2 separate regions of the Homo sapiens genome follow, and region 2 is linked to region 1. A link is an interaction called in ENCODE POLR2A ChIA-PET data of the cell type or tissue named here. Cell type or tissue: A673. All regions are shown on one strand. Each heading gives the region's core, and the rest is flanking DNA. Links, peaks and the distances in the headings are about the cores only.

What was found. Peaks named below come from ENCODE experiments on the same cell type or tissue, not always from the same donor. Only the 100,000 strongest peaks of a DNase experiment are listed, where the experiment ranks them.
Region 2: POLR2A ChIA-PET joins it to region 1 with 13 read pairs; 1 of 35 experiments calls an interaction of 5 or more read pairs at or near these places.

The regions. Positions count from the first base shown.
Region 1 is chr16:73,093,169-73,099,375 of GRCh38, forward strand. It overlaps HCCAT5 (hepatocellular carcinoma associated transcript 5), which reads left to right. Exons shown (of 3, transcript NR_027756.1): 2 at 1-43; 3 at 296-606. It also overlaps a transcript of ZFHX3 not described here. Among named protein-coding and RNA genes, the nearest start is that of HCCAT5, 3.9 kb to the left of the region's middle. RefSeq lists enhancers at 1-285, 286-786. In A673, for the core only: no CTCF peak of the experiment used is centred there; a DNase peak (open chromatin) is centred at 2,923.
Region 2 is chr16:74,076,326-74,082,532 of GRCh38, forward strand. No RefSeq gene overlaps it. Among named protein-coding and RNA genes, the nearest start is that of PSMD7-DT, 140 kb to the right of the region's middle. In A673, for the core only: no CTCF peak of the experiment used is centred there; a DNase peak (open chromatin) is centred at 3,006.

The sequences.
Region 1 (6,207 bases), core at 1,006-5,005:
CAGAGGTTTTCGGGAAACTCTGGACGACCACGCGCATGCAGAGGTAAGGGAATGATCCGGTCCTACCTGGCGTTGACTTCCAGGTTCACTCAAAGGCCACGTGCCACCCTTTGCACATCGTGTTTGGGTTGCAAAGGGGAAAGATGCATATTGAAAGCCAGAAGTGTGCCCAGGCCAACAGACGTCTGAAAGCCACAGGGGACGACCCTGAAAAAGTCTGGCAGATGCAGAACCACAGCTGATCACTTTGGTCCGTTTGAGGGCCCCTTTCGCTCAGCTCTTTTGGGGGTTCCAGGGCTCTCAGAGCTTCCAGGTCCTGTAAGAAGAGATGGAGTCATAGCTGCGCCCTGTCCACTCTCGGGCTGTCACACAAGCCTGGAGCCCAGCCATTTCTCGGCCTTGTCTTCATCTTGGGCTAACCGGTCGTCTCCTGCAAACAGACAGCACGGAGAAGGATGAGTGAACTCGGCCTCTCCCCACAGAATACAGTTCGCCATTACAGCGCTGATTAAATACAGGACATTATCTCACCATAATGCCCTCCTGGCGGCGTTCCCAGGAAAATTCTAACTAATCATAAAAATAGAAAGAAAAACGCAACCTAAATTCCATTCCTCGTCTTAAATGAGTGATGTGTTCACTTTTATTTATTTTTCTGGAAGCGAGGCGGGAAAAGAAAATGAATTTTAGGGCTTAGAAAAACAAGCTACTAATAGTACTAAGTAGAGCTGGGGCGGTGGTGCAGACAGCTTAGCTCTAGCAGGGATGTAGCCGGCATGGCACGGGTGAGTCCTGGCCCTGCTCCTGGCTGAAAACTTAAGAGTTTAGAACTGGAGCACCTGGCAGGGCAAAGGCAGGATGGGGTGAGGGAAAGTTGTGGGGTTGAGTGTGGACCCCCCCAACCCCCTACAAATGCACACACAAGCTAGGCGCTCAATAGCTTTCTTATAGCCCAGGTAGGCAAATCCTCTTCCAATATACCTTTGAAAATAATGCCTGATCTTTCTCCAGCAGCATTCTTTTTGGAAACACAGGCATAGTTTAGGTATTTTTCTCCCTGGAAGGTTCTTTCCTGGAAGTTCACCCAATTAATTCCTACTCACACATTTTAGAGATCTGAACAGTAAGAAGCCTTCTCTAAGAACCCCTACCCTGACTCCAGTCCAGGGGCTGGTCCTGTAAACCTTCTCTTCATAACAGCCATGTGACTGTAATTAATGCAATAACTGCATAGTTGATTGTTTAACATGGTTGTCTGTCCCCTCCCTTAGATTAAAAATGTGTTTGTCTTATTCCTGACTTTGTAAGTACTAGGTACAAAGTAGCTGCCCAATACATGCCTGTGTTGGATGAGTGCTGACGGGTCACGGTGGGCGCCAAAGTGGATGGTACCTTATGCTACTTCGGTGGGGCTCAGGTGTAGCAGCAACAAACACATGTAGAACCAGATCACGGTGGGTCCACACCAACAAGGACCAAGGACCAAGCTCCTCCCTAACAATTTCTGCTCCTTCCTCCTGTGAAGTGTTTTTTGTCGTTGTTGTTGCTGTTGTTATTTTTTGATGGAGTCTTGCTTTTTTGCCCAGGCTGGAGTGCAGAGGTACGAACTTGACTCACTGCAGCCTCCACCTTCTGGGTTCAAGTGATTCTCCTGCTTCAGCCTCCTGAGTAGCTGGGACTGCAGATGTACACCGTCATGTCCGGCTAATTTTTGTATTTTTATAGAGATAGGGTTTTCCTCATGTTAGCCAGGCTAGTCTCAAACTCCTGACCTCAGGTGATCTGCCCACCTCAGCCTCCTAAAGCGTTGGGATTACAGGCATGAGCCACTGTGCGCAGCTCCTTCTGTGAAGTCTTCATAGATAAACCATGGGAGAGTTAAAAATCCTGAAAACCAGCTTCTGAAATGCTTATCTTTTTTTACTTTTTATTTTAAATAGAGACAAGGGTCTTGCTGTGTTGCCTAGGCTGGTCTCAAACTCCTGAGCTCAAGTGATCCTCCCACTTTGGCCTCCCAAAGTGCTGGGACTACAGGCATGAGCCACTGCGCCTGGCTCTGGGATGCTTCTCTTAATATTATACTGGATGAAAAGAAAATAAAAGACATCCCACACCCATCTTGCCTCTCCCTGTCCCCAGTCTGGCATAAGAATCCCACACTGCCAGCCCCCATCTTAGCTACTGCTGAAGTAATGGGCACTGCTACTAGATGGCAAAGTTCTAGCTGGGCTAATTAAGCAGACTGAGCTAATAACCTTCCATTTTGGGACTGGTGTTATTCATAATTTAATGTATTGCTGCTGAAACATTAACCTTTCGACAACTGGCATGTTGCCCACAGCGGCCCAAGTGCTGACCATCTTTCAGTAAAATGAGTATTATTGTTAAAACAGGTATAAATCATTCATGGCTGCAGCTTTTGTGTCAGACCTTACGTGAAAGTACGCAGTAAGCTGGGTAATTTATTTACTTTTTGGTGATTATTTTTTATGATTTTATCATCATATTCAATGATTCATAAACATTGGCCTGATGCCATTTGGTAATCATTTTACATTTTAAATATTGTGTGGCTGTTCTGCTTTTCATCTTTAAAAACTTCAGGATTGATACCGGGCAACTTAATTCAGACACAAATGCAATTTCATTTGAAAGAAGGCGGTGGGTGGAGGGGGAAAAGAATCCCGGCCCCTTCTTTTTAATAAACCATTTTCAACAGAGCTGTTAGGAGCTTCCACTTGTTACAACATTGCACTTACTGTAGCAAACTTTCTTTGAAGTTTAACACACAGAGGGTGCCTTGAAATCTGAATAAAAGCACAGGAAAACAGTTAACAAGCTTCTGGTTGGAAAGACGATGTGATTGAGCCAAGGGTGGAGAGGGGCCTGGAGATGCTGGCCCCGGGCCAAGAAGGTTGGAAGCCACTAGCCCTCCTCCCAGCACCTGGTTGGGGAATGTGATTACAGTCCCCCAGGGACCTGGAAACTCTTTACTGCCTGCCTGCCTGCCTGCTCCGGCTGCCTGCCCCGAATTGGGCTCCTATAACTGTTCCAGAAAGTAGCTTTTGCTCCTTATGACTCCCAGTGCTGGAGACCGGGTGGTGGCTGGGTCTTTCATGGTCTGGGAGCTCAGGGGATCTCCCTCCATCTCGTAGGCGCTCTTACAGCAGCCCTGCACATTTCCTAAACCAATGAAAACTCAGAGGTCTTCGTATGCAATAGCTGAAGCCGAACTTCTTTATTTTTTTTTTTGAGACAGAGTCTCACTCTGTCACCCAGGGTGGAGTGCAGTGATGCGATCTCAGCTCATTGTAACCTCCACCTCCTGGGTTCAAGCGATTCTTGTACTTCAGCCTCCCAAGTAGCTGGGATTATAGGTGTGCACCATGAAGCCCAGCTAATTTTTTTTTTTTTTTTAGTAGAGACGGGGTTTCACCTTTTGGCCAGGCTGGTCTCAAACTCCTGACCTCAAGGGATCCACCTGCCTCAGCCTCCCCAAATGCTGGGATTACAGGGGGATTGCAGGCACAAGCCACCATGCCCGGCATTGAAGCTGAACTTCTGATGGTGGGAAGGGAGTGGGACAGGAGAAGGCAGAGAATGGGGCATCATGTTAAAACTCTTCTTCAAGGCAGAAGTATGCCCGGGAGTAAGCTTGCCTTTAGAACCTCATTTCATGTCAGGTGTGCTGGGACAGAGGGGAACTCAGTCAAGAAGACTGGCACCTTTGCCCAAAACACAGGAGATGAGATCTTAAAACACAGCCATAAGTATGTGCTGTAAAGAAACGGCCACAGGGAAAGCCAAGGCAAGAGGAGAAATATTTTTTCTTTGCATCTCATCTCATCTCTTCTCTTCTCTTTCTCTGTCTCTCTCCCCCTCCTTCCCTCCCTTCCTTCTTTCGAGGTGGGGTCTTGTTCTGTCACCCAGGCTGGAGTGCAGTGGCACCATCACAACTCTCTGCAGCCTCAACCTCCCAGGCTCAAGCAGTTCTTCTGCCTCAGCCTCCCAAGTAGCTGGGACTAGAGGTGCTTGCCTCCTCACCACACCCAGCTAATTTTAATTTTTTTTTTTTTTTTTTGTAGAGACAGGACTTGCTCTGTTGCCCAGGATGGTCTTGAACTCCTGTTCTCAAGCAATCCTCCCCACTTGGCCTCCCAAAGTGCTGGCCATACAGGCATGAGCTGCTGAGCCTGGCCTAGAAAGATTTCTTTCTGGACAGTTTGAATAGGGTTAGCTCTGAGACAGCTCTTACTGTCTTTTCTAACTTGTTTATGTAATTTCCCATGAATAGCTTTCATGACTTTTCAACTGGATTATCTGGTTTTAGGTTTTACCTGGATTTATATATACATATGTCTCAAGTTATTTAATTTTTCATTGTGTTAAAATATAGACAACATAAAATTTGCCATTTTACCCATTGTTCAGTGTACAATTCAGTGCTGTTCATCACACTGGCAGTGTTGTGAGACTATGGCCACGATCTCTTTCCAACATTTCTCGTCACTCTAAACGTAAACTTTTTACCCATTAAGCAATAAGTCCTATTCCCTCTTTCCCCGTCCCCGTGGCCCCTCCAGCCCCTGGAAACCTCTCATCTACTTTCCGTCTCTATGAATTTGCTATTCTGAACATTTCACATAAATGGCGCTGTACAATATTTGTCCCTTTGTATCTGGCTTCTTTCACTGAACATAATGTTTTCAAGGTTCATCCATGTCATAAGATGTATCTAACCTTAATTCATTTTATACCAAATAATATTCCACTGTATGGATATACCACATTATGTTTATCCACTCCCCTGTTGATGGACGCTTGGGTTGTTAGTCTCTTTGGCTATTGGAATAATGTTGCTGTCAACATGAGTGTACAAGTATCTGCGTCCCTTGTGTATCTATTTTTTTTTTTTTTGAGATGGAGTCTCGCTTTGTCACCCAGGCTGGAGTGCAGTGGCACGATCTCAGATCACTGAAACCTCTGTCTCCTGGGTTCAAGCGATTCTCCTGCCTCAGCCTCCTGAGCAGCTGGGACTACAAGCATGGGCCACCAGACCCAGTTAATTTTTTTGTATTTTTAGTAGAGACAGGGTTTCACCATATTGGCCAGGCTGGTCTCGAACTCCTGACCTCGTGATCCACCCGTCACAGCCTTCCAAAGTGCTGGGATTACAGGTGTGAGCCACCGTGCCCCACCTGTTTTGTCTTTGAGATGGAGTTTTGCTCTCTCACCTAGGCTGGAGTGCAGTGGCATGATCTTGGCTCACTGCAACCTCTACCTCCTGGGTTCAAGTGATTCTCCTCCCTCAGCTTCCTGAGTAGCTGGGATGACAGGCACATGCCACCACACCCGGATAATTTTTGTATCTTTAGTAGAGATGGGGTTTTGCCATGTTGGCCAGGTTGGTCTTGAACTCCTGACCTCAGGCGATCCTCCTACCCTGGCCTCCCAAAGTGTTGGGATTACAGGCGTGAGCCACTGCACCTGGCTGTATATCTATGTTTTGACCATCACATTTTTTTTTTCATCTGATCTACCTTTATCTTGGATGCTCTGTTTGCTAGCTTGGCAGAGCCAGCGTGGGCACACGTGGCAAAGCCATTTATGCCTGGGAATTCCTCTCTGACTGTCAACGCCGCCGCTTCAAAGGACTTCTTGCAGTCATCCTCTGGCATTGCCACGGCTGGTGCTGGTTGTGAATTCTGCACCAGCAACCTCCACCCCCTACATTGGACTTGATAAAACAAGCTGCTTCTCAGGTATGCTAAAGAACAAATTAAGAAACAGAATCACCTGGGATGAGTGAAATTCCCTTTCAATCATGTCAGCCGGAGCAGAGGTTGTCATGAAATTTGATGTTAGGGATTTATTTCCTAATATACAGTCTAAAAGGGAAAACAGTGTAAGAGCTGAAATGTGAATTGGACATGTCTATAGAGTGTGAATTGGATTCAAGACAAAATATTGTGAATGGTTAATAGGGTCAGTCTAAGTACACTTCCTGAAATAATCTCTTGGATATGCAAATATTCTGAGAGCTACACTGTCAAATAGCTATTGTATCCTCTTATCTATGTGTTCACAGAACGGCTACATGTTATAACAAATGAAAAATGTGAATTTAAAAAATAATGCCACCCTAAAATAATACTTTACTTTGAATAGCAATTTTTGTTGTCGGAGTTTTTTATTTTTGTCACACCA
Region 2 (6,207 bases), core at 861-4,860, 980 kb after region 1:
ATTATAAAAAGAAGTTAAAAATGAGTGAATTATATGGTATGTGACTATGTCATAATAAAGCAGGAGGAGGGAATGGAGGATGGCAGGGAGAGAACGATGGAGACAAGGAAGCCAAGAGAAACAGAGTAGCAGGGGTGAGTGACACCAGGACACGAGAGAATGTAATTGACACGGCACATCCCTCCCTCCCTCCCTCCCTCTCTCCTTCCTTCTTTCCCTCCCTCCCACTGCTACTCTAACATTTGCAAAAGCATCTCAACACAGTCTCCCTGAAACATGTTACTCTGCACACCACCAAAATCCAAACCCCCTCCCCATGGCCCCGAGTCTAAGGAAATTCCTAAAAAGGTAGTGAACGCAAGTCCCTGAGCTCCCAGGCTGAGCATCTGGCCTAGAAAACAACTGGCTCAGGTAGGGCCAAGAGAAAGGCCAAGGCCAGGAGAACCACCTCCCTCCTAGCCCCCACTCCTTCCCCAGCCATCACCATCACAAAGCCACTAGACCTATTGACATGTTTGGCCATGTTCAGAGGAGTTTAGTAGCTCTGAAAGAAAGCTGGTGGAAAGATTTAGTGACACATTCCCCAGAAACAAGCACAAAACAACAACAAAACAGTTAATATCTCTAGGAAAAACAAAGTGTAGCCCCAGAAAGGAAATCCAATTGCTGAACATTGTATGGCTCAGTTGAGAACAATATTTATGTAGTTAATATAAGCATTAAGTCTTATTGTCACCAAAATTATGGCACCACTATATTTGGAGAAGAAAGAAATGAGTGGGTATCAGATGGGGAGGTGAATAGTTTAATAAGGCTAAAAACTCATCTTCCTGTTGCAAAATCAAGGATAATGTCTAAAAGTTGGCCAGAGAAAGTGGGGAGCAGTAGCGATGTATAACAATGATTGAGGAGAAAAATCCTGAACAAAATAGCTAAAAGAGTTGGAAACAGCTGCCTTCAAGAGGTTTAAATGGGGAACGCAGAACTACTTACAGCTGAACAAATTTATAATCCTAAAAACACAGAGTTAGGCTCTTAAAAAACTGTATTCATTATACTCTGGGAATCCAACTAGGAGCCATAACTGGTGGCTTTATTAGCATTTAGTTACAAAACAATAATTACAAGGCATCCTGTAATGGTCACACATGAAAACATCAGGGAGCAAAAACATTACCCAACTGTTTTCCCACACGTATCTCTCAGGAATTTGCTTTTCCAACTTTGTTGCTTATAGTGGCAACTTTGGAATGTTTAATCCAGAAATCACAGGACTACCAAAGTTAACACATTTTTCAGAGGCTACCTGCACACCTCTGAGTCTAAATAAGAATCCTGGATACGTCTGAAGTTTGTGCTAAGATTTCGCCACTGCAAACTTTCATTGCTTATCAGAGCATGAATCTCAGGAGGCTATTCCAATAAGAATAAAGAACTTGACAACTGCCTAAAAGATTAAATTTCACAATATTAATACTCAACACTCATTGCAAGTTTTAAAGAGAGCAAATATCCTTCACTGCAACTCACAGAAATTTCTCATCAAAAACAATGAATTTCTGTCAGTGTGCAGAACCATAAACCTTCATAATACTATCAACTCTTTAGGGTGATGCAGTATTTAATTTAAGAAACTTCTGTCCTAGAAGGATGGAAAAATTCTTAAACTCACCCTTCAAAGGTCTTTCTTTTCCCCTGGAAGACAAGGAGGTAACGCTCTTCTTCCTCTTCCTGGCTTTGAAATACCATACTTAAGTTCTCCTAGAGATAAGTGCTTGATACCTCTTCTCCAGTTTGCAACAATTACTAAAATATGTGGAATTAAACACAAGTGTGTTTCGTGACAGTAAATGCAAGCTGGAAATGGTACAGATGAAAGCAATAACTATCAGCAGTTAGTTCTTTTCCCCCTTTTGTGGGTGCAGAAAGAGAAACGACAAAGTCAGTCTTTTCATTCAGATTACCTCCAGCGAGTTTAGCCATCAAGAATTGGTGCCATTAAGTGAAATTCTCCTCGTTAACTTGAGTTAGTTACAGTTTGGAAATCATAAGACATATTACTCTCATCGAAAGCCATCAATGACCACTTAAGCATTAAATTGGAAAAAAAAATGGTTTGAGAAGGGTGTACTGTATCCATTCCCTCTAAATAGGTGCAAATCCTAATTCTTCAACTATTAAATAACAGTTGAAAACCAGATCCACGACAGGAGTTTCAGAGGTGCAAGTGAACACCAGGGAAAATACTGTGAACGGCAGCTTTTCTGACACCTATGTGCAATCAGAGAACGACTCTTTCAGACAAGAGGTGCTCCCACTTTCGTGTGTGTCAGGATCACTGTGGGCTTTTTAAAACACACGGGCCTGGGGCCCACCCCAGAGTTTCTGATTACTTAGTTCTAAGGCAGCTGGGTAATTGGCATGTCTAAGAGGTATCCCAGGTGATAGCGATGTTACTGATCCGGAGAAAAACACTTTTGAGAAACACAGCTTTAGATAAATATCTATTTTAGATACATAATCTTAATCCAGCTCTAATGAGCTTTCAAAGTAATTAAGTCATAGGAATGATTTGCTTTAAAATCTTTTATAAGACAATTCAGACAAATTTTCATGAGCATAAGGATGAGTATGGCTTAAAATCCTTATTTTCAAATGTCATTTTTTGTGAATCATTTTCAGAAAATGAGTCATTACTTAGTTATATATTTCTGCAAACACATGTATTCAAATATCAGAGATCAAAACCGGAAAACTATGTCATTCAGTAACTAATATCTAATTATAAATGGCATACTCATTATAATGAATACAGTGAATTTGGATTATGTCTGAGACTAGAAGTATAGCTGCTGGTACTTATGGCTTACTAAATGATCATCTTTTCTCTTCCATAATGAAAAAAACTGTTGTGATTATTCAAATATTGTACTTGTGGAATAATCACTGTAACTCTTGCAGCTTGCAAACTGTGACATTTACATCCTGAATTAGTATTCAAGGCAAGCCTTTAAAGAAGTAAATTAACTCTCTCCAACACCATGTCTGTCTTTAAAAAACTGCCTCCAGGCAAATTTTTGTGACTATTTACCATAATGTGGTGGGTAGTCGTGCTTCAGATATGAATAACTGAAAGTAGCAGAAATACATGAAACACCCCATCAACTCACCAGGCATTTTTCAATGAAAACAAGCCATTTTCCTAAACTAACTATGTTTTGAACTATGTCTATTTTCACTTATAAATAATTCCAGATTAAAACAAAGATGAAGAGTGAAATCCGCTTATAAGTAGAAAATGAACATTCTCATTAGTTAAGAGTTCAGCCCACCTGAACTAAATCTTTGCTGAGTCCTCTTCCTGTTCTTTACTCTTTCTCACTTTTTACCTGTCTCGGGTGTTTTCTAAAACCCCTACCTGACTTTTCCAGTCCATTTCATGACCTCTATTCAGAATGAAGCATCATCCCACTAATACTTTGGGATGTGGTCTCTTTCCATAAATGAATTTGGGAAATTTGACTATTTGGAGATTGATTATAAAAGAATGGGCCAGGTGCAGTGGCTCACGCCTGTAATCCCAGCACTTCGGGAGGCCAAGGCAGGTGGATCACCTGAGGTCATGAGTTCAAGACCAGCCTGGCCAACATAGCAAATCCCCCATCTCTACTAAAAATACAAAATTAGCTGGGTATGGTGGAGCATGCCTGTGATCCCAGCTACTCGAGAGGCTGAGGCTTGAACCTGGGAGGCAGAGGTTGCAGTGAGCTGAGATCGTGCCATTGCACTCCAGCCTGGGAGACAAGAACAAAACTCCGTCTCAAAAAAATAAAATAAAATAAAAGAATGATGGTACAACCAAAGAAAAGAAAATGATGAAAGATTTGCAGTTCTCATTTTGCTCTGACTTTGGATTTAGGAACCTCAGAGACCTGTATGTCCAAATACCACCTGGAGTAAAACTCACTAAATGAAAGAGGAAACTAAAGAGGAAAGTCGGGAAAGAGCTATGGCTCCACAGATGATTTTGACAGAATAAATATGCAATCCTGTGCCCTCACTTTTATATTAGGTTGGTGCAAAAGTAATTGCCATTGAAAGTCATGGCAAACACTGCAATTACTTTTGCACCAGCCTAATAACACTTAACCAGAGCGATGAATTTTTTACGTGTGTGTGCAGGAAACGCATGACCACGTGAGACACTTCCCCTCTAGCTTTTCTCTTTAGCTTTTCATCTGGTGATGTGCATATAAACACGCTCACTTCACTGCTTATTTACAGTTTCAACTGCCTTCTATCCGCTGACCTTTAGCCAGAATTTTATATAAATATATATATATATATCTTTTTTTTAGACAGGGTCTCGCTCTGTCACCCAAGCTGGAGTGCAGTGGTGTGGTCATATCTCACTGCAGCCTCGAACTCCTAGGCTCAAGGAATCCTCCTGCCTCAGCCTCCCAAAATGCTGGGATCACAGGCAGCCACCACGATCGGCTTGGATATTTTTAAATGAAGACACCATCCTTTTTTAAATTATGCATAGTTTTAACTGCTATGACTCCAGCATTTCTACTTCTGCCCAAAATGGAGTAGCAGTGACTGGATTTACTCTCCAGTCACTGGAACACAATATATGAAACAACAGTGTTTAAGGCATTGGGCATAAGACAATGAGGGACAGTGAGCCCTGACAAATGGGAAACAAACACAGTGAGTGCTCTGATTGCCCCAACTTAGTGCCTGGGGAGCATTTCCAGGCCACCGTACAGGAAGAGGGGGACCCAGGACAGGCCCAGTGACTCCCTGAGTTGAAGCCACAGTGCTGAGAGTCCAGGGAGACCAGGCATCTAGAATTCTCCGAGCAGAGACTAGAAAAAAGAGAATTGCCCAGAGAGAAAATTCTAGAGATCTCCAGAGCTCTTTCTGTCACGCTTTCAGCAGAAAATGGACCAGTACATGGTCTGAGGAGACTACCCAAGGCTGGAGAAAGAACCACCTGGAAGGATTAGACGGAACAGAACTCGCAGCTCACACAAGGCCAAGAACAGTGCTTGTTCCCACCACCCGAACTGGGAAACTTCATAATTCAAGAGGATGTGGGCAGAGTACTCAGAAGAGTCTTGCCTCAGTGGTGTGGGATAATTAGGCCTAGACTAAACACAACTCTGATCCTGCCTAACGAATCTTAAAAGCAAGACCCAAAATGATGGAGCAATTTTCAAGCAACTTAACTGTGTCCCAAAACAAACCCCAAGAATATTTATAAAAATACATAAATATCCAGCACCCAACAAAGCAAAATCCACAATGTCTGCATCCAATAGAAAATTACCAGGCAAGGAAGGAAGAAGGAAAACAGGACCCATAATGAAGATAAAGCCAATCAATTGAAACCAAGCCAGAACTAAAATCAGTAAGAAATCCTTTCTTTTTTTTTTTTTTTTTTTTTTTTTTTTTTTTTTGAGACAGGGTCTTACTCTATTACCCAGGCTGGAGTGCAGTGGTGTGCTCTCAGCTCACTGTAACCTCTGCCTCCCAGGTTCAAGCAATTCTCGTGCCTCAGCCTCCCTAGTAGCTGGGGTTACAGGTGTGCACCACCACACCTGGCTAATTTTTGTATTTTTAGTAGAGACTGGGTTTTGCCATGTTGGCCAGGCTGGTCTTGAACTCCTGGCCTCAGGTGATCCGCCCACCTCGGCCTCCCAAAGTGCTGGGATTACAGGCATGAGCCACCACACCCGGCCAAGAAATCCTGAAGCAAAACAGAACTGAAGCAAATGGAAGCAATAATCAATTCTATTTTGAATTTATACATCATTTTTATTTTATTTTGGTTTTTTTTTTTTTTTTTTTTTGAGACAGGGTCTCGGTCTGTCACCTAGGCTGGAGTGCAGTGGTGAGATCTTGGCTCACTGCAGCCTTGACCTGCTGGGCTCAAGTGATCCTTCCAAGTAGCTACAGGCCCATACTACCATGCCTGGCTAATTTTTGTATTTTTTGTAGGGAGGAGGTCTCACTACGTTGCCCAGGCTGGTCTCAAATTCCTGGACTCAAGTGATCTTCCCACCTCAGCCTCCCAAAGTGCTGGGATTACAGGCATGAGCCAAAGCACCCAGCAGAATTTATAAGTCATTTTAAAAAGACATAATCGTGAAAGAATATGTGAAGTTGTTTTTCTCGTATTTCATACTCAAAAAGGTAAAA